Linked DNA regions of Homo sapiens: regions 2, 3, 4, 5, 6 and 7 are each linked to region 1. Evidence: chromatin contacts called from ENCODE Hi-C or POLR2A ChIA-PET data. All regions are on one chromosome and are shown on one strand. Each heading gives the region's core, a stretch centred on a gene start or an enhancer-like site at or near the end of the contact. The rest is flanking DNA. Distances are from core to core; before and after follow the strand shown.

Evidence for each region. A loop is a pair of places that touch in the nucleus more often than their neighbours do. ChIA-PET counts read pairs that join two places held with the same protein, here RNA polymerase II (POLR2A). Pooled maps may share reads with other maps.
Region 2: a map with no recorded cell type shows a loop between it and region 1 (16-fold over the local background). The contact joins two enhancer-like sites. A Hi-C loop is called at or near these places in 1 of 168 maps with a recorded cell type or tissue (GM12878), 4 of 37 single-sample maps with no recorded cell type and 4 of 50 pooled maps.
Region 3: a map with no recorded cell type shows a loop between it and region 1 (4-fold over the local background). The contact joins two enhancer-like sites. A Hi-C loop is called at or near these places in 1 of 168 maps with a recorded cell type or tissue (heart right ventricle), 1 of 37 single-sample maps with no recorded cell type and 16 of 50 pooled maps. POLR2A ChIA-PET finds 5 or more read pairs at or near these places in 1 of 52 experiments (HEK293).
Region 4: a loop to region 1 is called in a map of gastrocnemius medialis, with 4 times the contacts of the local background. The contact joins two enhancer-like sites. A Hi-C loop is called at or near these places in 14 of 168 maps with a recorded cell type or tissue (PC-3, cardiac septum, endothelial cell of umbilical vein and 4 more), 13 of 37 single-sample maps with no recorded cell type and 26 of 50 pooled maps. POLR2A ChIA-PET finds 5 or more read pairs at or near these places in 1 of 52 experiments (GM12878).
Region 5: a map of naive thymus-derived CD4-positive, alpha-beta T cell shows a loop between it and region 1 (4-fold over the local background). The contact joins two enhancer-like sites. A Hi-C loop is called at or near these places in 2 of 168 maps with a recorded cell type or tissue (both naive thymus-derived CD4-positive, alpha-beta T cell) and 11 of 50 pooled maps. POLR2A ChIA-PET finds 5 or more read pairs at or near these places in 1 of 52 experiments (activated B cell).
Region 6: a loop to region 1 is called in a map of heart left ventricle, with 2.1 times the contacts of the local background. The contact joins two enhancer-like sites. A Hi-C loop is called at or near these places in 1 of 168 maps with a recorded cell type or tissue (heart left ventricle) and 1 of 50 pooled maps. POLR2A ChIA-PET finds 5 or more read pairs at or near these places in 1 of 52 experiments (WTC11).
Region 7: a map with no recorded cell type shows a loop between it and region 1 (2.7-fold over the local background). The contact joins two enhancer-like sites. A Hi-C loop is called at or near these places in 2 of 168 maps with a recorded cell type or tissue (PC-9 and endothelial cell of umbilical vein), 1 of 37 single-sample maps with no recorded cell type and 9 of 50 pooled maps. POLR2A ChIA-PET finds 5 or more read pairs at or near these places in 1 of 52 experiments (WTC11).

The regions. Positions count from the first base shown.
Region 1 is chr6:14,875,494-14,879,412 of GRCh38, reverse strand. LOC105374945 (a long non-coding RNA gene) reads left to right here. Exons shown (of 5, transcript XR_007059473.1): 3 at 3,143-3,919. Among named protein-coding and RNA genes, the nearest start is that of JARID2-DT, 370 kb to the left of the region's middle. RefSeq lists enhancers at 2,238-2,427, 2,208-2,708, 3,491-3,550, 3,571-3,640. Within about 2 kb of position 2,137, at least 13 of the 41 ENCODE cell types and tissues checked have a DNase peak (open chromatin) inside an H3K27ac peak, as active enhancers do; they include GM12878 and gastrocnemius medialis, where a contact is called at or near this core.
Region 2 is chr6:14,092,591-14,096,509 of GRCh38, reverse strand. No RefSeq gene overlaps it. Among named protein-coding and RNA genes, the nearest start is that of CD83, 23 kb to the left of the region's middle. RefSeq lists enhancers at 1,023-1,152, 2,046-2,175 and a cis regulatory region at 674-1,174. Within about 2 kb of position 2,214, at least 8 of the 41 ENCODE cell types and tissues checked have a DNase peak (open chromatin) inside an H3K27ac peak, as active enhancers do; they include GM12878, where a contact is called at or near this core.
Region 3 is chr6:15,619,651-15,623,569 of GRCh38, reverse strand. The region is part of intron 5 of DTNBP1 (dystrobrevin binding protein 1); the gene reads left to right. Among named protein-coding and RNA genes, the nearest start is that of DTNBP1, 41 kb to the left of the region's middle. RefSeq lists an enhancer at 1,716-1,815. Within about 2 kb of position 1,774, at least 20 of the 41 ENCODE cell types and tissues checked have a DNase peak (open chromatin) inside an H3K27ac peak, as active enhancers do.
Region 4 is chr6:14,208,895-14,212,813 of GRCh38, reverse strand. No RefSeq gene overlaps it. Among named protein-coding and RNA genes, the nearest start is that of LINC01108, 75 kb to the left of the region's middle. RefSeq lists an enhancer at 1,090-1,149 and silencers at 1,400-1,839, 2,930-2,979. Within about 2 kb of position 1,698, at least 30 of the 41 ENCODE cell types and tissues checked have a DNase peak (open chromatin) inside an H3K27ac peak, as active enhancers do; they include GM12878 and gastrocnemius medialis, where a contact is called at or near this core.
Region 5 is chr6:14,275,335-14,279,253 of GRCh38, reverse strand. No RefSeq gene overlaps it. Among named protein-coding and RNA genes, the nearest start is that of LINC01108, 8.2 kb to the left of the region's middle. Within about 2 kb of position 2,078, at least 7 of the 41 ENCODE cell types and tissues checked have a DNase peak (open chromatin) inside an H3K27ac peak, as active enhancers do.
Region 6 is chr6:15,471,876-15,475,794 of GRCh38, reverse strand. All of the region lies in intron 5 of JARID2 (jumonji and AT-rich interaction domain containing 2), which reads right to left. Among named protein-coding and RNA genes, the nearest start is that of DTNBP1-AS1, 72 kb to the left of the region's middle. RefSeq lists an enhancer at 1,159-2,358. Within about 2 kb of position 1,959, at least 7 of the 41 ENCODE cell types and tissues checked have a DNase peak (open chromatin) inside an H3K27ac peak, as active enhancers do.
Region 7 is chr6:15,451,853-15,455,771 of GRCh38, reverse strand. It overlaps JARID2 (jumonji and AT-rich interaction domain containing 2), which reads right to left. Exons shown (of 18, transcript NM_004973.4): 4 at 3,597-3,766. Among named protein-coding and RNA genes, the nearest start is that of DTNBP1-AS1, 92 kb to the left of the region's middle. Within about 2 kb of position 1,996, at least 7 of the 41 ENCODE cell types and tissues checked have a DNase peak (open chromatin) inside an H3K27ac peak, as active enhancers do.

The sequences.
Region 1 (3,919 bases), core at 888-3,387:
AGCTGGGATTACAGACATGCATCACCATGCCCGGCTAATTTTTGTACTTTTAGTAGAGATGGGGTTTCACCATGTTGGCCGGGCTGGTCTCAAACTCCTGACCTCAGGTGAGCCGCCCACCTTGGCCTCCCAAAGTGCTGGGATTACAGGTGTGAGCCACCGTGTCTGGCCATAAATGTAAAATAATTATACCAGCAATTCTGACAATGCCATGGAGGTGGGAAAGAAGCCCCAACAATGATTGAGACTGAAAGTTATGTGCGGGCATGCAATGAAACATTACAATAGAAAAATACATATATCCAAAGTACAGTCATGTTTTTAAGTCATTCCATTGATATTTTTGACAGGCAGTTTATTGAGATATGTGTTTTTGTTCTCCCTGTTGTATTTTCACCTTCCTCATTCCTGAGAAACTGAGTCTTGTCTTATAAGACCAAAGCATGACTTGTTGGTACCCAGAAGACAACTCCACCTGATATTTGTTGTAAAGGCCCTTTGAGTAGGATTACACTGGGCCTTCTGGGAAAGGAAAGGGATGAAAGAAAATGTTCACAGTTGAGAAATTGAATTGGGTTGGTGGGTAAGGAGTGGGGGAGTCCATGAAATTAAGAGCAGGACTGGCTTTGGGATCTCTAAACATGGGAGGTCCTGGGCCCTGAAGGGGTCTAGAATAAGCCAAGGTGGCATAAAAAAATTATTTTGAGCTGAAGGCATTTGAGTTCATGAAATCTCTTATCTGCCTAAAAGCAGAGCCTCCCAAAAGAACTCAGTTTTTATAAATCCCCTCCTTGGAAGCAATTCTAATCTTCTCTTCTTGGAAATGAGAAATTGGTACCACAGTCAAACAGATATTGTTACAAAAAGATCATTTTTCCCTTTTATTCTCCTATGGGCACATTTGTCTTTCTAAAAAGTCATTTGTTTTCCCTAAGTGCCATTTCTTCTCCATTTCTAAGTAGTCATTTGTTTTCCCAGAAGTGCCCCTCTGCCCCTCCCCTTCCCCTAATAGGGTAGCATATAAGCCCTGAATTCTAACCACCTCCTTGAGACTCCTTGAGTCTTTGTGAATTCCAGTGTGTACATATACAATTATAATCTGTTTTTTTTCTCGTCCTCATCTATCTTTTGCCAGTTTAGTTTGCACATCCCCAATCACCGCACCTAAGAGGGTAGAGGAAAAGTTTTTCCTCCCAGACAGTCCCTCTTGTGCCAAGTGCCTCCTGAGGATTGTGGCAGGTTGCCTGTAGGGTTAGGGTGGGGGTCCCATGGGTGTATCTGTGGACACAGTGGCTACATGGGGGCTCCCTGAATTCTTTCAGAGTAGGATGTGCTGATCTTGCCAGGCAACCAGTGCTCAACAGAAGCAGAGAGAGAGGGACTGTTGGCCACAGTGGCAGCCCCCACAGCTCAACCTCCTGGTACATTCCTTCCCTCCTCACATATTCAAGTCCTGGTACCACATAGCACTCACAATGCCACGGCGGGGGAAGGAAGCCTCAATAATGACTGAGACTGAATTTCCTACCAGCTAGGCAGGTGGGGATCAGAAGCAGAATAAATTTAATTCAGAAATATAAAAAATCCTATTCTTGCCTCTTTGCGTCAAGAGAAACATTCATTCCTTTTTCATTTTTCTTTTTGTTCATTGTTTAAGAAGTCACAAGAACTACAAACCTAAAAAAAAAAAAGTCTACTGGAGAAAAGCCTAACATTGAGAAAATTCTAGAAAATTCTATCCATTAACTTAATCCCATCCCCTAACCCTGGGGTTATGAAAATGTCACCATTTAAGAAAATTTTTAGCAGCTGAACACCTCAGTTAGTTCAGTGCTGTAGGAATGCAGTTAGAAAAACCATATTATCTCATGGGGTAAGGCTGCGCACAGGATGCTGACATTTAAAACCCAGTGTCCAGCATGACACAATGATGTTATTTATAGACCGAGAAGGATCTAGGACAAATGTGATGCATAGAAAGAAATAAAAAGAAGGAAGGAGCAAGCCATAGAAACCCGAGGTTGAATCGAGGAGGAAAACCCCCAGCAAAAAATCTGAGACACATCAAGCTTTTGTAGGGTTCATGTTTAGCAGGAAGTTGAAATGACTCACCGTATCCTGTTGTACTCGCCCTGTGATTCCATTTATCCCCTCCAAGGCTTTTAAAGCTCTGATTTGTGTAGGAAAATCACACAGCATGTCAAAGAATGACTACGCTCTGGTTTTACACATCCGTATTTTTAAACAGCACAAAATGGTTGTACTTCTCAATATCGAAATCTGACTGGGGCCTCTCCTGCTTGACCTTGCCCTGGAGGCTGCTGTCCTTCCATGGGTGGGTGCCCAGGCTGAGCTTGCACGGGCTCCTTCATGTCCCCCTTGGTCAACCTAGGTGAAGAGGGGAAGAATCCAGCTCCCACCATGCACCTTATTGACAGAAGCCTTCCTCAGATGAATATTCATGAGCAGCCTAAGTTTCTTTGGCTTTTCTGTTTACTAGTTTTATTAGCTCTTGAGAGGGGAGAGAGAGAGAGAGAGAGAGAGAGACTGGGGGAGACAGAGAAAGAAGCTGGGTGCGGTGGCTCATGCCTATAATCTCAGCACTTTGGGAGGCTGAGGCAGGAGGACTGCTTGAGCCCAGGAGTTCAAGACCAGCTGAGCAACATAGCAAGATCCCATCTCCATAAAAAAAGAAAAATAAAAATTGAAGAGAGAGAGAGAGAGAGAGAACTTTCCATAATTAATAGAGATAAGGTCAGCAAGATAACTCTTTTTTGCTCTTTTCCTAATTGCCCCTTCCTGGGGTGATTCCTTTCCTAAATGGGCCTCCTCTTAATCCTCAAGCTATTATGATATAAAAATTAAAGTGTGATATCCTGGCTCGCCCATTTCCTATTAATGGAATGACCTGTGGTAATCAATAGAGGAAATGCAGGAATGTTAACAGATGTGTGGTTCTGTTTGAGAGTCTCCAATTAAGTGATATGTCTTCAAGGTGGAAAGATGAGATCATTTTGAAATTAGTTTCTTTTTGGCTTTTTAAGTCTTTGGTTATTATCAATTGCATTAAAAAAACCAATTGGAAAGGAAAATCGATCGGTGCTGAATTCCTCCCCCACCTGAAGTCTTCATGCTTCCTCAGGTGATAGGATGCTAGAGAGGAAAATTTGGAATTAGCTTTTAAAAGGAAGAGAAATGACGGTGTAACCATCTGCCAAATACATGGAAACAACAACAACAAAAACCTCATCATTCACCTGGCCTGGCAAATAGGTTTGTGCATTTTTTTTCTTTTCTGTCCACCCTGTTGTTTGTCAGAGGTTGACCAAGAACTTGTCCAAGGGCCATTCCTGTGGTGTCATTGGTTAGAGACTTTTTAACAATTTCAAGTTCTGGTGAAATACTGTGAGTAAATAAAGAGAGAATTTTGCCTGAGTTTAAGGGGCTTTCCTGGGAGGTAATGTATTTTGTGGCCTAACACTTCATTACTTAGCCTGCAGATCTGGTTTCTTTTGAAAACAAACCCTAAGTCTGGAACTTTCCATGCTGAGAGTCCACGTCAGTTTCAAGAAGGCCTGGTAAGATGTAGCTGAGTAAAAACGAGACTCAATATGAATGATTACTGCTGTTCTTTCTCACTGGGAAGCCTGGGGACGTCAAGGATAAAATGACCTTTTGTACAGTGGTGATATTTCTCCATGTCTCAGCCTTTTTATCAGCATAACTATGGCCAAACCCAGTGCTTTTGTGGAAAACATTGGTAGCACCGTCATCTCAGAAGTCTTTATGTAACTTCCCATAGTCATGTCAGAGGAGATGGGGATACAAATCATCAAACGCTTCTCTTTGGATTGTGCAAGTCAGCAAATCAGCTCTGGCGATTTCCAAAGAGCTAAGACTACCATCCCTGGGTATGGTC
Region 2 (3,919 bases), core at 965-3,464, 780 kb after region 1:
GACCCTGATATCCACCCACTCTTGTGGGTGGGCGCCTTCTGAATGTGAAGGGAGGCTAATAATAGTGCTCCTGGGAGTCCAAAGACTGATGCTTTGGAGAGGCCTCTGTAAGCCAGCATCCTCCTCCAGCAGTGCTCAGGCCTGGAAACAATCCACAGGCTGTTTAAATGGCCATCACAGAGGTTTTTTTCAAGGCAGAATTCTGCCTTCTCTTGACAACAAACAAGCAAGACTTGAGAACACCTGGGGAGAACTGTGACCTACATGCCTTTTTGTCCAGGCAGGAGAGGCTGACGCGCCCTCAGTTCTCCTTCACCCACCCCTACCCAGTGCAGCTAGAAACCTGGGGGTGTGTTCCAATGGCCATTTAGGGTCCGACACTGCCATGGGCCTCACACAAGAGAACTCTTGCTCTGCAGCCAGCTGTCTTCCAAAGCAGGGAAGCAAAGGATTCACCCAGAGGGCCATGCGAACTTCCCGCCCTGGCTTCCAAGCTGGTCACCCGCCTCACTCAGCACATGACCGCCTGGTCCAGGGGAGGCCTCTGAATTCACAGGCATAACTGTAAATGCAAATTCCCATGTAAAGCTCATGGATGAAAGGAAGGAAATGAGAATTAGGACTCAAGTTCTGTTGGGTGAAATGTAAAACCTGGGTATCTACTCTGATAAGATTAAAGTGAGTAATTGGCAGGTGGACCAGTGGTGAGCTTCAGGGATCAAGAACACAGGGAAGCAAGTTTAGAGGCCAAAAAGGCAGCCACTGGGTGCTAAGCAGGGGAGAACTAGTGATGTTGACTGCCTATGGCCGGGTGAGGGCCGAGGACGAGCCTCCCAATGCTGGGCACAGGTACAGCTGCTGACGTTGACCACTAGGTACAGGAAACCAGGCAGACCTTTACAAAGGCTGGGCAACATCCTGGTGAGCTCCCATGTGGAACCCACAAGAAGCCACGTTTAGTCTCACAACATTTATGGGGAAATTCCCCTGAATTGACGTTTAAGCTTTAATAGAGGAAATCAACATTCTCAGTAAATCTGGTAAAAGGTCTATGGAAACTTTGTTAAATTTCAGCCAGAGACACCCCCAATGGCTGGTCCAGCCAGTGCTGTCCATTATGCAGCTCATTCCATACAAAGTCCTTGTTCTCAAACTTGGCTAAGGCCTCCTATGAGAGAACACCTTCTACACCAGAAGGTATAATTAGATGCCCTATGGTAGCTTTTAGCCCATGTTTTGAAAATCAGCGAGGTGCCTGAGCTGAGGTGGCTGGCGGATGTGCATTGAGGAGATAGGCTGACATGGGGTGTGTTCATTAAGTTATTCAACAAGCATTCATTTACTGGGTATATAGAGTTTCCAAGCCATCATGCTTAACACCGTGGAGCCCAGAGCAATGGATAAAATGGAGCAAGTCCATTTTGCTCCCCATGGAGCATGTCAGAGGCCAGTTGGGGCCAAGTGTGTGTCTGGGAGCAGGAGGGCAATGGCAATCGGGATGCCTGTGAGATTTCCTGCTGTACTTCCTTGGTGGGGCCAGACCAGAGAATGTTGCCTATTGAAAAACATTTCTTTGTAAGGGCTTTGTAAGCAGACATCTCCAGCTGGGAGCAACTGAGGAATTTTTTAATCAGAGCCTTGATCTGCTCTTGCGGCACTGCCTGAGGCTAGCAGTGTCCCTATAACACCAAACTGAATTCTAAAAAGAAAAAAAATCAACTGATTGCTTCCAAATACTGGGATGCTTATGGGGGCATGTGTGTGTGTGTGTGCGTGCGTGTGTGTGTGTGTGCCACCATGCCCGGCAAACTTTTTTTGTATTTTCAGTAGAGACAGGGTTTTGTCACGTGGACCAGGCTGGTCTCAAACTCCTGACCTCAGGTGATCCGCCTGCCTCGGCCTCCCAAAGTGCTGGGATTACAGGCGTGAGCCACCGGACTCAGCCAGGGCTCTGTTGTTATCCCCACATCATGCCCTTCAAGTATGCCATGCTGCCGGATGTCAGGAACCAGGCTCCAAGGGGTGGTGTCTTGGCATGACTTAGACAACCAGAGACAACAACCCCAAAACAGACCTCTGGCCTTTCTCTCCTCCTCCATCTGCCTCCTGCCAGAGAAACCAAAAGAAGAACTTACTTATAAAGGCAGTCATGGGTCTTTTCACTTGTGGCACTGTGATGCCTGGCCACTGTGGGGTTTTGGAAAGGGAAGTAGCACTGACATCATAGAAACCTAGAACTGAAAAAGACCTGAAATGTTCATCTTGTCCAGGCACCTCAGTGAGACAAGACACAGCTCCCTCTCCTTGCAGCTCTCCCTGAAGATGCAGAAATAGTACTCTACCTCCTTCAGTTCTTGCTGCCAGGGCTTTATCTCCCAAAGAGGGAAGATTTTTCTCGCAACTTGAGTTCTCATTTAACTCCAGTCTACTGTCTTTTTTTTTTCAGCCAGGAGGGTCCACTAGTCAGCATTAGGCCCCTCACAAACTTGCAAACTCAAAGATAGTGGTGGAAGTGACTATTAGTCTTTTCATTTCAGGCCAGCTAAACACAATTATCTCCACCTACATTCTTCACTTGGTTCCTGTACTGTGCAGGTTTTGTTGTTGTTGTTTTTTTAATCTATACTGTTTGCAATTTTTCCACTATTTTTTTCAAAAATGTGACTGGGGTACATTGAATTTTTGTTTCCCATTCTTCACTCTCTCTCTGTTACAGAATTCTACACCCGTGACCTTTGCCATGTGACTTTGCAGTGGCTCTCACTAGAATGAGTGCAGTGTTTTTCCTCACCCCATGGAAGCTTGGCTCAGCCACAGGCTTTGCCTTGAATAACAGACGCTAGTGGAAATGATGTAAAAGAGGCTTTAAATGTGCTTGCATGATTTGACTTGGCCTGTTGTATTTCCGCCATCACCGTAAGAAGACTATGCCCCAGGTGGTGCCAGTTCCAGAACAAAATATATAAAGCAGGCCCAAAGTAGACCTGGAGCCTGGAGCCATGCCCAGTGGAGCCCAGCCAAGATCAGCTGAGTCCCTGCCAATCCACAGACCTGTGAATAAAAAAATGAATGTTTGTGGCGTCAGCCAGTGAGACTTGGGGCATTATTTGTTATACATTATTGCGGTAGTTGATGACTAATAAAATTGCCAAAATAAGGTCTGATTTAGACTAGAGATGAATTATTACCCTATCCTTGCATCACACACTCCTCAAACCACCTCTTTTGTGACACCTTCCTTGGTTCCTTTAGCTTCTCTACAACTTGTCCACCCTAAATCCTTCTTTTTGGTGTCCTATATTTGGGCCCCTGATCATAGTCAATAAAACGTTTTCTAGAAGTCAGTCTGACATATTACTCAATACTTGCATGTTTGAAACCTTATCAACAAGACTATAAAGTCATTGAGAACAGGGACCATGCGAGTACAGGATGGATAATAAAATACTCTTATTAGGAACATTCTGTACCGTGATCTCTCATCTTTGGCAGAATAAGGCTTCCAGATGTTAGCTGGAAACACATCACCATTGCATTCATGGAATTAGCATAAGGCTATGCACACAGTAGACATAAGACGCATTCGAATATTTATGGAGTGTCCATTGGAGAAGCAAAAGTAACTGAGTTGTCAATCAAATAAATATTTCTGATCTATTAATACTCAATGTCATATGCCTTATCTTTTTTGATAAAGATAATATTCAAATTCTCAATTCCATAGATATTGAATATAAGCATTTCTCTTTCCCAGCCAAAATACATCAATAGAAATAAGTGAGAGATAGTGAAGCCACCTATTTAAAAGGCCTGTGAATCGCTTCTCAGCCTTTGGCGAAGATTAAGTTTAAAAGGACTATGAAGCAAAACCTTGTGTAAAGCTAATGTTTACTTCCTATTTTACAGTGCTCTGTTTCAT
Region 3 (3,919 bases), core at 525-3,024, 740 kb before region 1:
AAATTTTAATTTTTTTAAGAGACAGAGTCTCACTCTGTTGTTCAGGCTGTAGCATGGTGATGTGATCATAGCTCACTGCAGCCTCAGACTATTCCTGGACTCAAGCGATCTTCCTGCCTCAGCCTCCCAAAGCTCTGGCATTACAGGATTGAGCCACTGTACCCAGCCAGAAGATGCTGTTAACTCTTAGATAAGAATTCTTAGATATAAGAGAATAGCAGCCGTATACTGAGTTTGTGTTTTTCTTTTGGTTTGACCTAGCCTGATACAGTATTATTTTGCTTTTTTCTGTACAGAATTTTAGAGGGCATCTAACAAAGAGATTATCATAGCTCTGTCAGTTTTTCATGGACTAGATTATCAGATGTCCAGGTTCCTTTCTGAGGCTAGACCCTTCAAGAGGCACATTAATTCTCTTAGACACCTTTTAGGCTACTACATAGATCTCATTTGTTCCATAATGGCTTTTGCAAGTTAATGTACTTCTTAAAGTTTCCTTATTCATACCATCATTACCTTATTACCTTAGTACATAAAAGTGTAACGTAAGCATTTGAACAGTCTTGTGGTCTTTCAGTACCTGGCCTCTGTGACCTATGGGTTTGCAGCCAAGGAGAGTTCTTTGTTCCATAAGGCTAATTATTTTGTTAGAAAATAACTCATTAAGTGGGAAATAATTTTAGTGTGCTGCTTCATTCTTTATATATCAGTGGTTACACTACAGATGATATGTATTTGAAACAAATGGCACAAAGAAAAATTCCAAACAGAATTGCTTTTCCTCTGGGACGGCCTTCTTGCAAAAATTTGTGAAGCTCTTTTTTGCACAGCTGTCAGGCATTCCCAAATGGCTTTTCACAATAAAATTCTACCTATCTCTTTCACTGATCACTAAATGAGACATATGCGGTTGTTATAGCGAGCAAAATGGTGAGGCTTGAGCTTCTTGTAAAGGTATATTTGTGTCCATGGAGGCCTGCTAGTATTTTATGTATATGCATCCTAAGTTGGTTACCAAATGTACTCATATATGCAACTTGTTTTGCAACAGGAAATGAGCAGGCTGTGACAGGGAAATTAAATTTCTGCTAACTTAAATTCAACATAAAATATTCGGAATACACATTACGTATGTACTTGTCATTATTATATGAAGAGCTTTTTTAAGTTTAATATAAGGGGATGAACCTTTATTTTTTTCAATGCAATTATTTTATATTTTGTTACTGATTTCAAGTCTGCTAAGTGTTAAAATGGAAAATTTTCATCATTTCTTCTGTTTTAAGTCACTGATAATGTGACCTGGTTTAATATACTAAAAGTATCATCATGTTGTTTAATGTTTTCTAAGTTCTCTGCTCATGTTTATTCTTTTACAAAATTTGGCATAGTCTCTTAATATTTAAACTAGATGACCATGAATAGTTTTGCCTTCTCAGTTATTTTACATGTTAGAGTAATAAAATCATTCTATCACCAGAAATTATTCTTTATTGAATTCAACAGACAGGGTTATTAGGGGATAGCAAAAAAGCAAAAATACAGTCTGCACCTTTAAGGCCCTTACTGATTCCTGAGAGATATGAGAGTACACAACTGGTTGGATGATATCAGTCAGAATGTGAGTCCTGTGTGAGGCTGAAAGGTCTGGGGAAGCACAGAAGAGGAAGGGAGCCCTGTGGGAGGAGGGCGGGCTGCCACTGGCCTAAGCCTGAAAAGACAGGCCGGGGTTAGGGACAGGCAGAGGCAAGGAGGAGGAGGCACCAACGCTCAGTACTCCTCTTGTTTTGCTGTAATGTAGAATATGTGAAGGAAAGAAGTGAAGTAAACAGTTTGTGGCCAGAGAGCAGTAGCTCTCTGAATGATAAGGAGTTTAACTTGAAAGGGCTGGGGAGCCTGTGAAGCTTTTTAAAGGGGAGAACATAAATATGAATTTGGTGTTAGCAGTAAAATGACCACGGACTATTTCAAGCATTTTTAGTCTAAATTTGTCATTCAGCACAAGAGCATGAGGCCGTCCTATTCAGAAGTATGTACAGTTTGTTTCTCATTAGGAATTCCAGGTTGATAAACCACTCACATGTTTTCATCTGGTCCCCACGTTATTAACAAAAGAGTGACTAGGGCAGCAAGTACAATTTGTACCTAGAACAGAATTTCTGTCTGTGAGAAATTAATTGGCCTGCCTAGAGATCAACCTCATTTAAGTTCCTGGCCTCATTAGCTCTGTAGTCAACCAACAGAGCTAGAATCTAAATGGAAATTGCCATCTGTCCAGATAAAGATTAAAGAGGTAAAAAGAACATACACATTTTCCAGCATAGAATAATTGTTGGCTCCATTACATAGTTTCTTTTCAGAAAAATCATTTGAAATTTAATTCCTTTTACCTGTAGGAGATCTTAAGTCTAAGACTATAGCCTGGAAAATAACTTATAGGTGTGTAAGTTTGTAAGATAAAAATGAAAATGTTGTTGACATTTTGATCTAATAGATCCATAGATCTTGTTTACATCATGATCATTACTGGTCAATGAAATTATTAGTTTTCAATCACTTTTATTAAATATAAAACTTAGCTAATCTAAAAATTTTCTCTATTTTTTATATTCAAACATTAATTATTTACTGTCAAGTATTAAGTTTAGGTACTTCGGCTCATTTAATCCTTTTAACAGCTTTGCAAGATATGTGTTGTTAGCTCTCTCTTCACAGACGAGGTATCACATTGCATCTCATCTGGCAGGAGCAGAGCTGGGTTTTTAAGCTTGTGCTTCAAAGCCTAGCTCTTAACCCGTCCCCCATATGCTAAGCATACATGCACGATACTGAATGCACCAAGTAGCTTAGAGTTAAATGGAGTCTATATTAAATTTAACTATTCTAGTTTTTATCACTAATCAAAATGAAACAGCCTTTTAAATAATCCTATTAGCTATGATAGTGTTTTATACATTTTAAGACCATGTCAGACTAGTTATAACAGAATGAGCTGAATATTGCTTCTTTAGTACTAGGAGTACTAGCTCCCAAGCTGAATCTCCTAGTCAGTTTTTCATTTAATAAAACAAAAAACAATGTAGGCTGGGTGGGGTGGCTCACACCTGTAATTCCAGCACTTTGGGAGGCCAACGCAGGAAGATCGCTCAAGCCCAGGAGTTCAAGACCAGCCAGGTCATAGTGAGGTCTCGTCTCTACAAAAAAATATATATATAAATGGCAGTACATCATTTTGCCTGATTCCCCCATATAAACTCCTTATGTACCATTTATGACATTCTTTAAAATCTTAAATACAGTTATTGGCTAAAATTTAGATTTTACAAATTGTTTCATTTAAGCGTTCCATAATCACATATAGTAGCTGTTTGATGTGGTCCCTGAAGCTAGATTCAAAAGCACCATGAACTACATTATTATTAGCCTTTTCCAGATTTACCGTGATATATTAATATGATAAAAGTCAGTACCTAAAATGTCTGAAGAAAACTGCTAAACTGCTTGTCATCAAATTTTCACTTTTGAATAAAATGTTATTCCCCCCCGACCAAATTCATGTTTTTAAGCCTTACACCCTAGCAGAGAGGAGAGGGAGTTTTTATAAGCACAAATATTTAATAGAGTTAAAATTTAGGATATTAGAAAGTGTCAAAAAAAAAAAAGGAATAAGACCTACTATTTTATAGCACAGTAGGGTAACTATTGCCAATAATAACTTAATTGTATATTTTAAAATAACTTAAAGAATGTAATTGGATTGTTTCTAACTCAAAGGATAAATGCTTGAGAGGAGGATAAAAAGAGAAAATGTCAACACTTCTGGATTATCTAATAGCTGTTTGGATCAAACAAAGATTAATTAAAAATAAAATCTTCATTAATAAAAATTCATACTTTATTAATTTTTTTTTACTTAATA
Region 4 (3,919 bases), core at 449-2,948, 670 kb after region 1:
CCTCGCCCCTGTGGGGGGATGTGGGTCCACCCTGCCTCTAGGGAGACTTAGTGCATGTATAACTCACTGGCTCTTGGAAGAAGAGGTGGCTCCAAATACCTCCTTCTCTCGCCACTGCAAACAGCCGTCTGCTTTGCAGGTTGCATCTGTCCTTACACCTCCCAAACTCCAGGAGACACCTAAAGCTCTTCAGGGAGTTCTCTGGAGCCCAAGTCATTTATCTTGAGGTAGGTGGAGAAGCAAAACATATAGACACCTCTCTAAAAAGAAAGACCCACTGCTGGCCTCTCCTGCATCCTTAGCCTCCTATCGTATCACCCCAAGGCGAGGCTGGTGTCGGTCCCTTAACAACACCCCAGAGAGGGTCTATACCTCACTTGAGAATGGGGGTGGGAGTTGTTTGACCCATATATTGTTCTGTGTTGGGGTCTCAGCAGAAATTCCAGCAGTCACGAACACAGAGTCCCTTTGAGTGTCCTGTTAGGGGCTGGAGTAGGCTGGGGGCATCTTTGGATATTACCTGGAGGGCAGCCCAGTGTGAAAGGCCTGACTACCAGGGAATGGAATCCGGGCTTCGTGGTGTAGACAATGGGCAGGCAAGGTGTGTTTCTCTTTCCTTTTCACATGTAGGTAAGTGCAGCCCCAGTTGCTGGACTTGCCTTCACATCCACGGACCTGCCCTTTCCCAGGGTCAGCTGGGTTCAAAGGGCTCTCAGAACGTTTTCTTTAAAGGAAAAATGGAGAGTGGCAAACGCGTGCCTAGGTGGGAGCAGGGAGTAGAGGGGGGCGGTTTAGATAGCAGTAAGGGGACATCAGACCAGCTACAAGCCAACAAGGAAAAAAGTGACGTAAGGAAAAAAATCCCAGGGAGCAGAGAGAAAAGTAGACTCCCCAATGCCTCGCAGTAAATGAGGACGCCTGGCGCCTGCGGCGAGGTCAACTGAGGTCAGACGAGCTTATCTCTCCTGTCCCGGGAATTAAGGGCATCCTGGGGACAGCTGCAGAGCAGGAGGCTCCCCGTGCCCTCCTCTTCCTAAGCAAGTCAGGATCCCAAGAGGCGCGTGCGGGGAGGCCCCTCCGAAGGGCTGCTGGCTTGTGTCTTCCACCAGCGCAAAGGGAAGCTATCGGTTGCTTCTGCAGTGAGGCAAGCTCAGCCGGACGCCCAGAAGAGAGACGAGGTGTCGCTGTCGGGGTGTCTGCCTGCCTCTTTAGGATCAATTATTAGCGTACAGATCCTAAAACAAAACAAAACAAAACACTCCTGAAAACATCGACTTGCCTCAGTGACAGGCCCCAAGTTCGGGACGCCAGGAGACGCCAGCGGGGCTGTGAAGTGCAAATCGCCCCGAGGCAACCCGAGAACGGGAGGACTGTCACCAGCCCGCCAGGAGAGTGCGATGCCCCGGTCCGTTCCGGAGCAGGGAAACTTTTGCGGGAGGCTGCGCTGGCACCGGCCGCCTGGCGCGGCTCGCGCGGACCCGGGCGACGGGACACGCAGCGCGGCACTGCCACCTTGTGGGCATCGGCGGCAGCGGCGCGGCGGGGCGAAGCCGGCGAGGCGAGCGACCCGCGGCTCGGAGCCCGACGCCGGCCAGCGAACGCCCGCAGGAACGCGCCGGCCGAGCGGGAGCCCGCGGGGGCGGGGCGCGCGGCTCCGGTCACGTGGGTTAGCAACAGGCAGCAGCCAATGAGAACGCGAGTCAGGTGGTGCGTGCGCCCGCCGCGCGCGGGAGGTAAGGGGCCCGGGAGGAGGCGTGGGCGCGCCACGGGCCCGGTGGGACCGCGGGTGGGGAAGTCCAGAAAGCTTGCTCTTCCCTGTCAGGAGCCGCCTGCCGCAGGCGGGATGAACGAGAGCTGTAAAATGGGACTGTCCCATTCCCACGCTCCACGGCTGCGACCCCTGTACGGGGCAGTGGGCGGCGGCGCGGGTAGGAAGCAGGCGGGGAGCGACGCGGAGAGCCCGATTTGTCCCTCCTCCAGCCACTTGTTGCTTATCCATGGGCCTGGGACTGCCATTTGGATCCACACAGGGGAATTAAAACAAAAAGAATAATGAGGCTCCTGGCCGTGGCGGGGTGCGCATTGGCCCTCTTGCCCTGCGTGTAGCAGGTGGAGGAGACAGGCTCCATCCTTAGAGCTTCCCAGAGCCCAGGGTTGGCCTGAAGACACCAAAGCAGAGGACAGCCAGGAATTGGGTCAGAAAGAAAAAGCTTCGTTGGTTTTAATTATTTTAAATAGAAAAGCCACATCCAAAAGTACCAATAATGATTTTTACAGTAAACCCACTATGTTGACATAAACCAGCCCACCCCTGAACGCACAGAAGACCGTAGCACAAACCGTGAGAGGCGTATTGAAGGACTGGGGCAAAATCAGGACCGACAGGCAAGCGTGGTTTCCATCAGGGTCTTACTCCTCTGGCTTCCTAGTTTAGGCAGATTTCACCCTGTTAATAGGGTCCGTGGATCGGTCTCTCTTTCTCTCCTCTCTCTCTAGCTCTCTATCTCTCTCCCTTTCCACCTCGTGTTTCATTCCTTTGAAACAAATCCAGGGAGCAGATGGCCTCAGAAGGGTATCTAATCCATGCCTGGCCTCGAGGCACGTACTATAAGCTGTGATACCGTGCTAAGGTGTTATTATAGAGACAAAAATATCTCAGACTGCAGGATCTAGCCATCCTATTCTTAAAGTTCCCTAGGGAAAGATGTTGTACAATATTCTTTGATAACCTACTACAAATGCTAACCACTTTAAGTACAATATAAGAACCTTCTGATCCTAGGTTTTATTTGTTTCTATTTAAACTCATTCAGGGTCAGGCTACCCAGAGGGCAGTTGAACACCTGTCCGGTGGCTTATGGGAATGCCTTGCACGATGTGCACTTCCCTCCACCAGGATCAGTGTGTCTGCTGACACTGGGGACCATGCCTGAGACATAGGTACAATTGGGCTGTGCCAGGGCAGCTCAGAGAAAGTGATCCACTCTGATTCAGACCCTGCCAGCTGAGTTACTTACTTCCCTTACTTCCTTTTTTTTGAGATGGAGTTTCGCTCTTTTTGCTCAGGTTGGAGTGCAATGGTGCAATCTTGGCCTACTGCAACCTCCGCCTCCCAGGTTCAAGTGCTTCTCCTGCCTCAGCCTCCCGAGTAGCTGGGATTACAGGTGCCCACCAGCATGCCTGGCTAATTTTGTATTTTCAGTAGAGACGAAGTTTCACCATGTTGGCCAAGCTGGTCTTGAACTCGGATCTCCAGTAATCTACCCGCCTCCGTCTCCCAAAGTGCTGGGATTACAGGCATGAGCCACCGCACCCGGCCACTTGCTTCTTTTAGAGAGCAGGCTTTGTGCACCTACCAGTGTTGAAATACACTACCTTAATGGTTATGCTTCTCCAAATTTGATATAGTATTTGATTTTTAAATGTACCATACTCTTGAGTTCCTGACCAGTACACTGTTTGAAGGATGTCACAAGGACGTGCATTTGAAAGTCTGAATCCACAAATATGTATTGTGCTCTAATTGCCAGGCCTGGGCTTAGATACTGGGGATACAGCATTGCAGCAGGGAATTTGCAGAATGAAATGGAACCGTGAAGAAAGGAAATGAAAATAAATCACCCTGTTTCCATAGTCACCTCCCCCACACTAGTGGACTATTCTCTCTTAATCGGCTCCCTCAAACTCCTGCCTCTAGGACCTTCATTCTCTCTGACTTCTTTGATCATGGAGCAGTAAGATCACCATATGTTGGATATTGTTAAATAACATGATATGTTGGGAAAAGTCATGCACTAGGAATGAAAAAAAAACATACAGCTAGCTTCAGCCCTGGCTCTGCCACTTGACAAAATCCATAACTTTCTACAAAACTTTAAGATCTGAATCTTGGAATCTTAGTTTCCTAATCCCTAGAATG
Region 5 (3,919 bases), core at 829-3,328, 600 kb after region 1:
AGCCTGGTCTCAAACTGCTGCCCTCAAGTGATCCACCTGTCTTGGCCTCCCAAAGTGCTGATTACAGGCCTGTGCTACTGCACCTGGCCTCTTTTCTTATTTCTAAATCTACTAACAGAGGCTGTTGACTTAGCACTTCTGCCCAAGCTCCTTCAAAGGCAAAACCATGCAGGAGGTGGGGAAGGTGCCTAGAATAAAAGGATGTAACAAATACAAGATGAGGAACAAGTAATATCATTTTTCTTATTGCTTGTTAATTATAATAACTCAGAAGTTGAAGCTTAAATATGTCTCCTTATCTTTTTTTATTCTTCTTTAATTAGTTCTGTTCAGTGAGCACCCTGGTTGGCATGTGTAAGACGTGCTCAGGAATACTCAGCCAATGACACTATAGGATTGCCGGATTTAGCAAAACTGATGTTGTAAAGCCGCTTGAAACTTCTAACGTGTGTAGAGAATTGTATGCACTTTAACAACAGATACATTTTCTTTCCTCTCCTAAGCTGCATTTGTGCCCATCCATTCTTGACCACATGCCTGTATGGCTGCTGTTGCTAGGGAGCCTGGATGTGACAAAGGGCTTTACAGCTCAAAGATCAGAGGGACCAGGACGCTGTGAGCAGCTGCCAGTGGGAACCTGGGCAGCTAAATGCAAGGGGCACTTTCCCCTCGCTGGCAAAGCAGCATCTGGGGGCTGCACTGGTTCCTGCCCCCACCTTCCTCTCCCTCTCCTCCTCCCCGTCTTTTGCCCCCTACCTCTCCCTCCATCTCCTCCTCCCCTTCTTCGAACTCACCTGCCCACCAGGGGCTGGGTAGTGAGTGAAACAGGAGAGGGTGCCCATCAAAGTGGTTTGGCGAGTGGCTACTGCTCAGTATTGCCATATGCAAGGGGCACTTCTGATTTTTCTATATTTTTCAAGCTATGCCAGTTATCTGGGTGTTGTGTGAAGTCACCATATTATTATTATTTCTTTTGAGATGTAGTCACCGTATTCTTCAGCACTGATGACTAACTTGAGTCTTTGAAAAACACCGTGCAAGCTAAAGCAAATGTCTCTGTGGGCTTCCCGACTGCAACCTCTGGGTTAAGGGAAGCCCAGTAGGTGTTTCTCTTTCCTGTCCTACCACCCTGAAGCCTGCCACGGATTCATTCAACAAGTGTTTTTGGACATTGACTATGTGCCAGGCACTGTTCTGTGCTGGACATAAGGCAGTGAAAACTCAGATAAAATGCCTGTTCTCAATAGGCCACATTCACTGAGAGATGGACAGTAAACAAAATGAGTAAGAAGAAAATGTATACTATATTAGATAGTACACAGGGCTATGGAGGAAAACAAAGCAAGATGGCAATAGGAAAGGTGGTTTAGTGTCCACTTTTGAATAGAAAAATTGGAGAAAACTTCAGTGAGAAGGCAGCAAGTCAACAAGAACCTGAAGGAATAAGCCACCTAGAGAACAAGAGAAGAACATTCTAGAGAGAGAGAGTGACGGCAAGTGCAAAGGTCCTGAGGCATGTAGCAAAGGGACTGGTCAGCAGGAGAGGTGGGAGTGAGTGAGTGAGAGCAGGGAAGAGTAGGAGGGAGGCCAGAGAGATGGGGTGGGACAGCCCACTGAGCAGCCTCTGCAATCCATGAAACTGTGGGGGAATTCTGAGCAGAGCAGAAAGTTGACCTGGCATGTTCTCACAGGTCACCCAGGCTGCTGTGTTGAGAGCAGACTGCAGGGAGGCAAAGTGGAGGAGGGAGGCTATGACAGTGATCACAGCAATGGAGATGATGGCAGCTCAGAGCGGGAAGATAGCACACAGGTGGAAAGAGAATGGTCAGATCCATTGCTAGGCAGGCCTCAGGAAATACCAGGTATGGAATTTCCCATCTCCTGGATTTGTTTTAGTCACCTATCAAAAGTAAAATGTAGCATCACGTTTAAAGAATTTTCCACTTAAAAAACCAAAACTGTTCACTTAGCTGCCTTAAAACTCTTTGCTGCCTTGATAGTCTGGCTTCCTGTGCACGGAGAGATCTGTTGACTCTAGCAGGATGAGTTAAGTGAGATCACAAGACACAGAAAGAGGAATAGACAGATCTGAAAATAAGCACTGGCTCATGCACCCAGAACCTAAAGCAGACCAAAATAAACCACATCCTCCCACCACTTTATTTTTTTATATTTAAGGGTTTTTTTGTTGTTTAGCAAAGTATAATTTTAGAGGTGGCAACCAGTTTGAAAAAAAGATGAGCAGGAGGAGAAGGGAAAGAAGAGGACGAGAAAGAGGAGGAGGAGGACAAGGAGGAGGAAGAGCAAGAAAAAGAGAAAGAGGAGGAGGAGTAAGAGGAGGAAGAGAAGGAGGAGGAAGAGGAGGAAGAGGAGGAAGAGGAGGAGGACCCTTAGCCAGGAGCCCAGGACTCAGGAGCAGTGCTGGCCCTTCCCTCTGTCACGAGTGGCTGCATGTAAGGAGAATGAGAATTGCAGACTTGAGCTGTTCAGAACCTCAAAATGTCTCTAATTAGAGACAGATTCAATGTCTGCTATATGTGCTATGTGCCACAGCATTTCCTGTTAATTAAAAGTCATTCACAGCTCTGTGGGTTAAAGGGCCTATTCCATACTCCAGATACTCCTAAAAGTGCTTAGGAAGGGGTAGGAGGAAAGGCATGGCCCACCTGAAAATAGTCCTGCTTCCCCTTGAGACCAGAGTGACCAGCAAATCACCGTGGCAGGTGGCATCTTCTCCCCTCCACAGCAGAGGCTCAGGCACTCCATTAAAAAGGGAGGTAACTGTCATCTCTCAATTCCAGGAATTCCTTCATTCTCTGCCCACCACTTCACCTTCTTTGGGCTCCCTCTCTGGCCTGACCTCCCAGCAGCACCATGTTTAGGTTCTCTTATTTGCCAAGACTCCCTAATAAAGATGCCTTGGCACTCAGCCCATATCCCCTCCACACTTCCCTCGATGTCTGAGGCTGCTCACTGCCAACCCTGGCATTCTGCTTTTTGCCTGGTTTGGGGAACCTTCTAGGTCCACCTGCAGGGAATCCAGAGTGCCAGGTCACTGCCCAGAAAGCCTGCCTCAAGCAATCATGAGCAAGGAACTGTTGGATAATGCCCAGCTTCCTCGTCCCGTAGATGGATTAAATCCAAGGCATGTTCTAAAGTGTCTCCGGGAGCTCCCTGTGGGATCAAGCTCCAGGTGCCCACTGTGGCAAATGGCTTAATAAGCCCCCTTGCTTCCCTCCCTTATCTGTCTCCCTTCCCCCATCCATGCTTCCTGGCCTAACCTCCTAAATAAATGATTTGTGCTTGAAGTCTTGCCTCAGTGTCTGCATTCAGAAGGACCTATCTAAGACACCCATCCACCGCCTCTGACTTGTGCTTCCCCAGGAGAAAGTTCTGCCTGCCCAACTCCTCTGATCCTGCCCTAACCCCCACAGGCAGGGCCCTTCCAGTCCAGGCTAGGCTTCTAGAACAGCTCCCCAGCACAGCCTGGCACCTGCGTCCCTGCGCATCAGGGGCAGGCATTATTGCCTCCTCGCCTTCACCCCCACCCACCTCTGCTGGAGGCTCATGCTCCGTCCTGTCCCAGGAGCCATGGCTATGAGCAGGGTGCCCCTCACAAGCATTCTGCAGCCGCTGCTGCTGGCAGCTGTGGTTTCCTATCAGCTGCTGCGTGCAGGCTGAGGGAGACACTCCTGGGCCTCATCCCAGACTTCCTGGCTTTGCCAAGCTCGCCGCTGCTGGGATGAACAAGGGAGCCCGAGTGTGGAGCTGTGTAGAGTCCCTCCAGGCCCAAGAGCACACTGGGGGCTGCCAATCTCCACATAGAGCTGAAAGAGCTGGAAGCAGAGCCCCAAGGGTGGCAACAGAGGACAGTCAGAAGAGGATGCTCACTGGGGTTGCATCTGGAAGTCACTTATAA
Region 6 (3,919 bases), core at 710-3,209, 600 kb before region 1:
AGGGAGTAAAACTGAGGTGTGAGGAGGGAAGACTGAGCTCTCACCTTCTTAACTAACTATATCCAAACCGTTCTTTCCATGCAGCCAGAGAACTTATTTTCATCTAAAAGCACAGCTCGTGTTTTGCTTCTATTCACCAAGGCACTCCAAAATCAGGGAACAGGGGTAAGGGCAGAGCATCACAGCTTCCTGAGGTCGCAGGTGCAGCACGGCCTGGCTCAGGTGCCTTGTCTCATGGCACAATGTGGGGCTAGTGGGTTTATGTTGAAGAACAGGTGGTAGGCGATTATGCAAGAGAAAATGCTAGTTGCACGGCGAAGCGAGGACCTGGGCCTCCCTGGCAGTTCCACAGCACCTGATGTGGCCTGAGATGTGGTGCTCTCCAGGACTCTTTCCTCTGTCTGCAGTTCAGAAGAGGCCTTCTTCAGGTTCAGAAAATTGCTAACCTCTTTTCTGACAGCACCTGCACCTGCAGAGCTCCAAGCTTCATTAGATTTGCAAGGCACTGGTGCCTGATTGCCTTTTTATTGCAAGGAACCCTCTATAGGAAGATCTGTTTCATTTTATATTATGTCACATTTAAATAAATACTCCCTTTGATGACTGATGGATACTCATAATGAAATCCCATTATAAGAAATTTCTAGGAATTCCGCTCTAAACTTACAGAGAAATGGACCTCAGTGAAATTTTGCAGGAAAGAACTTTTAGCTGCCATGGGAACTGTTGCCAACATTTGATCTGTATTTATTACACATGAAAACAAAGCTCTAGGTGATCCCAGCAGTCTGACCACTTGGAGGATTCTTGTGTAAACGACTGGTGTCAACCGGGATTATTACTGACTTTCAGCAACTCAGCCTTTGCTTGGAGGATGCAACAGTACACCAGTTTTCCTAAGGGTTATAAAAGAATGAAGAAAACAAAGTATAGATAGCAATGTAAATGGGGTTGAAGACACGGTGGGATATAAAAGTTTTAATCTGGACAAGTCACTATTATCTCAGGGAAAGAAGAATGGATTACAGGGACAAAATTTTAGTTGGGAACCTTCACCCAGCTGAATAGTGATCTTGGAAATGTCATTTTCCTTGAACATATAACAATGGCTGGCATCCACCATTAGAGATCTGAATGGCTCTACTGCTGCCCATGATACAGCCTCATTGTTTCCTTATGCTGGGATATAAATGAATCAATGACTGGACAAATTAATGCTAATCTACTCTATCATGCTGATTTCACAGAAGTAGAAATTAAGAATCAGAGAAGCTAAGTAAATACCTTGCCCAAGAACACACAAGCTAACGAGTAGCTAAAAAAAAAAAAAAAAAGGCATGCAACTAAGTTCCTGATGACTGTTCGATGGTGGCAAAGACATTCCTAAGAAATGAACAGACAAAAATGACAACAAATATGCATATTGAGCAACATGGCATTACAGTGTAATTTTAATCATCTAGAAATGGTTGAGGAAGTAGCAATGTTGGGCATGAGAATATTCCACAGCTGAGAATATTTAATTTTGAAAGACTGCTACACTTAGGTTTTTATCAATTTTGGATGAGATGATCAATAATTTCCTTCTCTACTGTTGAAAATAGTAACTTCAGAAATACTCTTAGGTTCAATTAGCACCTCTTGCCTGAGGGATTACTCCCAATATCACAAGTGTTTCCTTTAATAAACTGACGTCAGTTTGTTTCCTTGTCATCTGCCTTGATATAAAAGCGGATGTGAAATAGACTGGGGAAGGCAGCACAGCTAGCCAGCTACTGAGAGCTCAGTGTTCTTCTACAGTACTGCCTGAACCTGAGGCTGACATTAGCTTTCTTCAAAGCTGACTTTGGTTTCACGAAACCACCATGTTCCCCCGGGTCATTTGAAATCGGAGGAGCATTCCAAGTGGCCTGTATATTACTAAGCTGGCTTTATTCCATTCCCTCCACTGGCGTCATAAGGAAGCACTGACATCCTGTGGATTGTTACTCTTTGGCTTCCAAGGCCATTCAAGCCATGTGGCAACAGCAGGAAGGACTCTGCAGAGACCTATATCCCAGGTAGTGGCTTGTGGGGATTTTTTCTTTTCATATGACTTCACAAAAGACTTGGTACTCGGATGCCTACAAAGGGACAACAAATACATAAAACCCATAAATATACACAAAAACTACAAAATGTCTTAATGGAGCCCCAACGATCACACCACCCCCCTCTTAAGGACCTTGGTATATGGGTGTGAGGTGGGTGGCAGGACACAAAGCGGGGGGGGGGGGGGGGCACGCACATCAGAAGACAAGGGAGACAAGTCACCCAGGTAGCATCACCAAGTGACAGGGAATGACAAAGATGAATGAGACACTGAAACCTGTTTCATCAGGAGAAACACACGTAAAGACCTGAATGTCTTCTGACGTTTCTGACAGATGTGCCAGGAGACATCATCTCCCATTAGCTCCTTGTGGGTAGATCCTATTGCCGTGTTCATCTGTGCTATCTTTCAGAGCGCTTACGTCAGCACAGGGGCTTACATTTTTCTCATTTATACAGAAGTTAATCTTATTTGATTTAGGAGAGAAAAGGTAACTCCATAAATGGTTAATATCATTCACCACTGTTAACATGGCAAAGATTCTATGATTATGTTTCAGCACTTATCACAATAAAATGAGTTTGAGCTCTCTCCAAATCCTCCACAAATACAGCAATTTCGGGAACATGTAAATATGAAATCTTTCCTAACACGGGTATTCACATTTGCTAAAAACTCACAAATTCTGTAGGAAAAATTCTAGTGGAGTTGGTTTCGTGCTTGTCTCTTTGACTTGCACAGGAAATGGAATTTTTCTGACCAGGTTAAGATCTAAAAAATGCCCAGGCATAGCAATAGAAAGAAAACCTCAGACTAAATAAGATTCAAACTTCCCTATGACGCTGCTGAAGAGCAATGAATTAAATTGCAGAGGGACATGCCCAGGAAGTGAGTGCCTGCTCAGGAACGGGCAGGCCTAACACAGACTGAACAGGGAAATGGCTGGTGACTCTGGACAACAGAATGGGACAGCAAGAAGGACTGCAGTCTGGACAGATCTAAATACAGGTCTCTTGGGCCTGCAACAATCCCCCCACCAAACTTCCCCTGAAGTTCAGGTGCAGGCAAACAGACTGCACAGCCCCATGGCTTCTCCCAAGATGGTAGTTCTGGGACTCTGCTGGGTTGAAATCAAAGAAAACCCATTCACAATTCAAATACGACATAATCAAAATGGTAGACACTTGGAGGTTGGGGGCAGGCCTAATCACAGATGACATCAATCTAATTAAAATTATAAGCCAGCTGCTCAGGGATGTGAGAAAGGCCTTTCAGTTTGGTTATCTACAAGTCTCAGAAAAGGAAGCACAGAAAGGTTTGTACATTTCAGTGAAGTTAGTCCCCTTACTAAGCTCAGCTGGTTTGGGTATGCTTCCTGCAGCTCCTCTATCTGATGCTGTGACTCTATTGTAAAAGAAAGGATGACAGAAGAGACAGGGCGGAAGAGGGACAGCAAGGAGGGCAAGGGCACAACTCAGAAACAGCAGTAGGAGGTGGGTGTGTCGGTGCTTACCCAAGACCACTCATTCCACCTAGTCTTCCCAGCCTGGAGCCAGGATTCACACTATCCTACCAGCCCCTCACCGAGAGACATCAAAATTCATGAGGGGACAAAAAAATCCCAACACTGTTCCTGGAAATATCTGAATTAACAGGCATTAAATTTTTAATTTTAAAATTAAAAAAATTTTTAAATAAAATTTTAAATTTTAAACAATAAAAAATGAAAAAGTAGAATCTCCTAAGATTTTTGAAACTCAGAAGTTCATCTGTGTAAATGCACAGAGATATGTATCTATAGATAGTTACACTTTCCTTGACTCCTAG
Region 7 (3,919 bases), core at 747-3,246, 580 kb before region 1:
CAGATCACCTGAGGTCAGGAGTTCGAGATCAGCCTAACATGGTGAAACCCCGTCTCTACTAAAAATACAAAAATTAGCCAGGCGTAGTGGTGGGCGCCTGTAATCCCAGCTACTCGGGAGGCTGAGGCAGGAGAATCACTTGAACTCAGGATGCAGAGGTTGCAGTGAGCCAAGATCGCGCTGTTGCACTCCAGCCTGGGCGACAGAGTGAGACTCTGTCTCAAAAAACACACCTGGCTCCAATTACGTTTAAAAGCCATGCATATTTAGAAAAGGATACCAAATTATGGTTAGATAGGAGGAATAAGTTCTAGTGTTATATCCCACTGTAGGATGCCTACAGTTAGCAACACCCAGAAGGAGGATGTTGAATGTTCCCAACACTAAGAAATTATAAATGTTTGAGATGAGATATGCTGATTACCCTCATCTGATCACTTACATGTATCACAAAATCATCATGTGACCCATAAATATGTACAATTATTATTTGTCATTTAAAAAAAAAAATTTTAAGCCACGCAAGACCAAAGTCACAAATTAAGAGTCCCATATCACCATTGTTTTTTTTTTTTTTTTGAGACAAAGTGCCACTTAATTGCCAAGGCAGCAGTGCTGAGGCACAATCATGTCTCACTGCAGCCTCAAACTCCAGGTGTCAAGGATTCCACCGTGTCAGCCTCCACAGAGATGGACTATAGACGGCACAACCAAGCGCGGCTAGATATACCTGAATCACATTGCTGCTGATCCTTCAAAGATTCCTTTAGGGCAAATACATCCTTCTGAGTACACATCCCACTCGTTCTCCATTCCTGATCATCACACCACACTCTACCAGCCTCACAGTCTAGTGGCCATGTTCTTCTCTCTATATACAGCCAATCCAGCACAAGATTCTGTCATATTTAGTTCTCACAGCTTCCTTTCCATCTTCATACTCAACATGCAAGATCAGGAGAATCTTTCAGCCAAAATCTATGTAAAAACTAAGGCATGTTGGCTCATGCCTGTCATCCCAGCACTTTGGGAGGCCAAGATGGCATGAGAATTGCATGAGCCCAGGACTTCAAGACCAGCCTGGGGAACACAGCAAGACTCCTTCTCTACCAAAAAAAAAAAAAAAAATTGCTGGGTGTGGTTGCCTGCGCCTGTAGGTCTAGCTATTGGAGAGGTTGAGGCAGAAGGATGGCTTGAGCCCAGGAGGTCGAGGCTGCTTAGAGCCATGACTGTGCCACTGCACTCCAGAAGTGGACAACTTCTTATTTTGATATGAGACAAGACCCTGTCTCCAAAAACAAACAAAAAAGCTAATGGAGATAAACTGGTGGGAACCCCACCTACCTCGTATCTCCCTGTTTTCAAGGCTCAACAACCGACAAGGGCTACAAAATTTCTAACAAATACATTAATAACTCTCCTTTCTTATGTGTTAAGAATCACCAAGAACTATCCTATAATGTCAAAATTTCCCCCCCAACAATTCAGTCCCAAAGCCAATTAGTAAGGCAGGGCAATTGGGCAAGGAGAGGGGGTGAGGAGCAACCATATGGGGTGTCAGGGCTGAGTTTCCCATCGTGGGGGCAGCAGAGAAGCAGAGATGGGAGGTGGATTACACTGAAAAGACAGAGCAAGTAAGTATATTAAGGATTACAGGAGCCAAGTTCCTCAGGGATGAATGCACATGAACCTCCCTTAGTGTTAAATTGAAATTGGAGGTATGGCTGCTAACTCACGGATTTTAATATACACAGAACTTCGGATAGACCCTTATAAACATGCAACCTCAGTCTACTAAGAGCACCTGGGAGAAATGACATTCCCATAGTTCCCAGCATCCCTAGTGCCCAGATCTTGGCTCCTCAACAGCACTTATCCCTATAAGAAAGCAGTGCTCCTTGAAGACATGGCCAATTCCAGGACTGAGGGCGGGAAAGTACACCATGAGCCTGGAACATTTTGTTGTGCCAGAAGCAAGGCTGGAAGGATGACAGGGACATGTCAAATGGAATAAAAAGCCAGCCTGATGAGGATCCACGGATGAGGCGGTGATCTGGGACAATCTGAACATCAGAATACATAATAGGAGTAACAGATTATAACCCTTTGAATAAAATAGGAAGCCCATACGCATACAATTATGATAAAGATGATGAGAAGTATGTACTAGTTTCAAAGAATATCCTCTCTTAACACTTATACACTGCAAAGGCTGAGACGGGCAACTTTACTCCTAACAGGCCCACCACAGTCGAATGATCAGCATGAACACGAGTGTGGAAAGGGAAGGACTGAACTGTGTATCCCCACAGAGGACCCAACAACAAGGAGGAGGAATCACTTCCCTTGTGGCATTCCTGCCAAGAACACAAACCAGAATGTAATCATGAGGAAACACCAGGCACCCAAATTAAGGGACATTCTAAAAAATAATTGACCTGTAATTTTCAAGTGTTGAGGTCAAAGACAAACAATGAGGAACTCTTCCAGATTAAGCAGACTACAGACAATTAATGGCATCGCCTAATTCTGAACTGGGTCCTTTTGCTCTAAACTTGGACATTACAAAGCACCTTCAGAACAAATGTGAAACAGAGGTTTGAGGACTGCATGGGGGCCACGTATCACTGTGAACTTCTTAACTTTGACAGTTATAGGAAAATGTACTTATTTGAAGGAAAGACACACTAATGTATTGAGTGAGGGATGATGGGTGGAAACTTTTTAAGGTTAACTTAAAATCTGTCTGTAATAATAAATTATCAAAATATTTATCAAATAAAAGTGACTATGAACCTCAAGGTTTTCCCACAGATGTCCAATAGCAAAGGCCCTCTCCTTCTGCTCATTTTCTCTCAAATAACCTCACCCAAGGAACTCTCTGCATTCAGGACTTCCTAAATTTTCTATCATTCCTCCAGAAATGACTCCTTATTCTCTCAATCTTCTGTGTTCTTTCCTCACAGCTATTAGAAAACTTAGTAATAAGGAAACTGCAACAAACACTTTCACAAATAACTCTATTCAGCAGATCCCAAATCCACCTGGCCTCCGTTAACTGGTCCGAGTTGAAACATGGACCAGTATTTGCACTGTCAATTAGACTCTGAAAGTACCAGTACTGTTTTCCTTAACGTAATATAGGGCTGAGAGAACCGTAAGTCCCTCATCACCATGGCTTATTGACAGGCCTTAGGAAGCACAAAGAAAGGGGCCTTCACAGCCCCAAAGTCCTGCATCAAAAAAAAACTGCCTTACAAAACAAGTCAGCAATGTGTGTGTGTCAAGGTGGTGGTATGGTGCAGAGAAATCAAATTAGAAGTCAAAGTTAGAAACTGCATAATTGTGCATTGAGAAGCCAGGAAGTAGGGTGTTAAGAGTCATATTAAAAAGGAAATAAAACTTAACTGATGGTTCAAAAGCCACACCCAGCACACACTCTCTCGGTGGGATTTCTCACTTTCAATTCCCCCTCAACCCAGGTTGGGGACAGAAAAATGAACATGGCAGAGAGTAAAGCTAAGGTTACTCCACGTAGACCTCAGGCTTACATGTAGATTCCACGTAGACCTCCGCCGATGGTTGCAAAGTCTTACCTCGAAGGCAGAGAAAGGTAAGAAAATCTTCTGTCTTAGGCTTCCTTTTAGAGAGGTCTGATATCTGAGTAGCTGGAGGGGGTAGCAATGGCTCCACTATCTTTACTGGAGTTGTGCTGGGACTATTCGGCTGAGACTGAGCAAACTTCCTTTGTGCTTGCAGCCTGGGCCTGCAAAAGCAAAAGAAAATTAAAAATAAATTAAGCAGAGACTGGAGGATATAGGCCTACGTGCGGCAATAAAATCATGACACATAAGGGGAAAAAAGATCCTATTTCAAGCAAACTCTTCCTAATTAAGGTTCTATATCTCTCACACTCTCA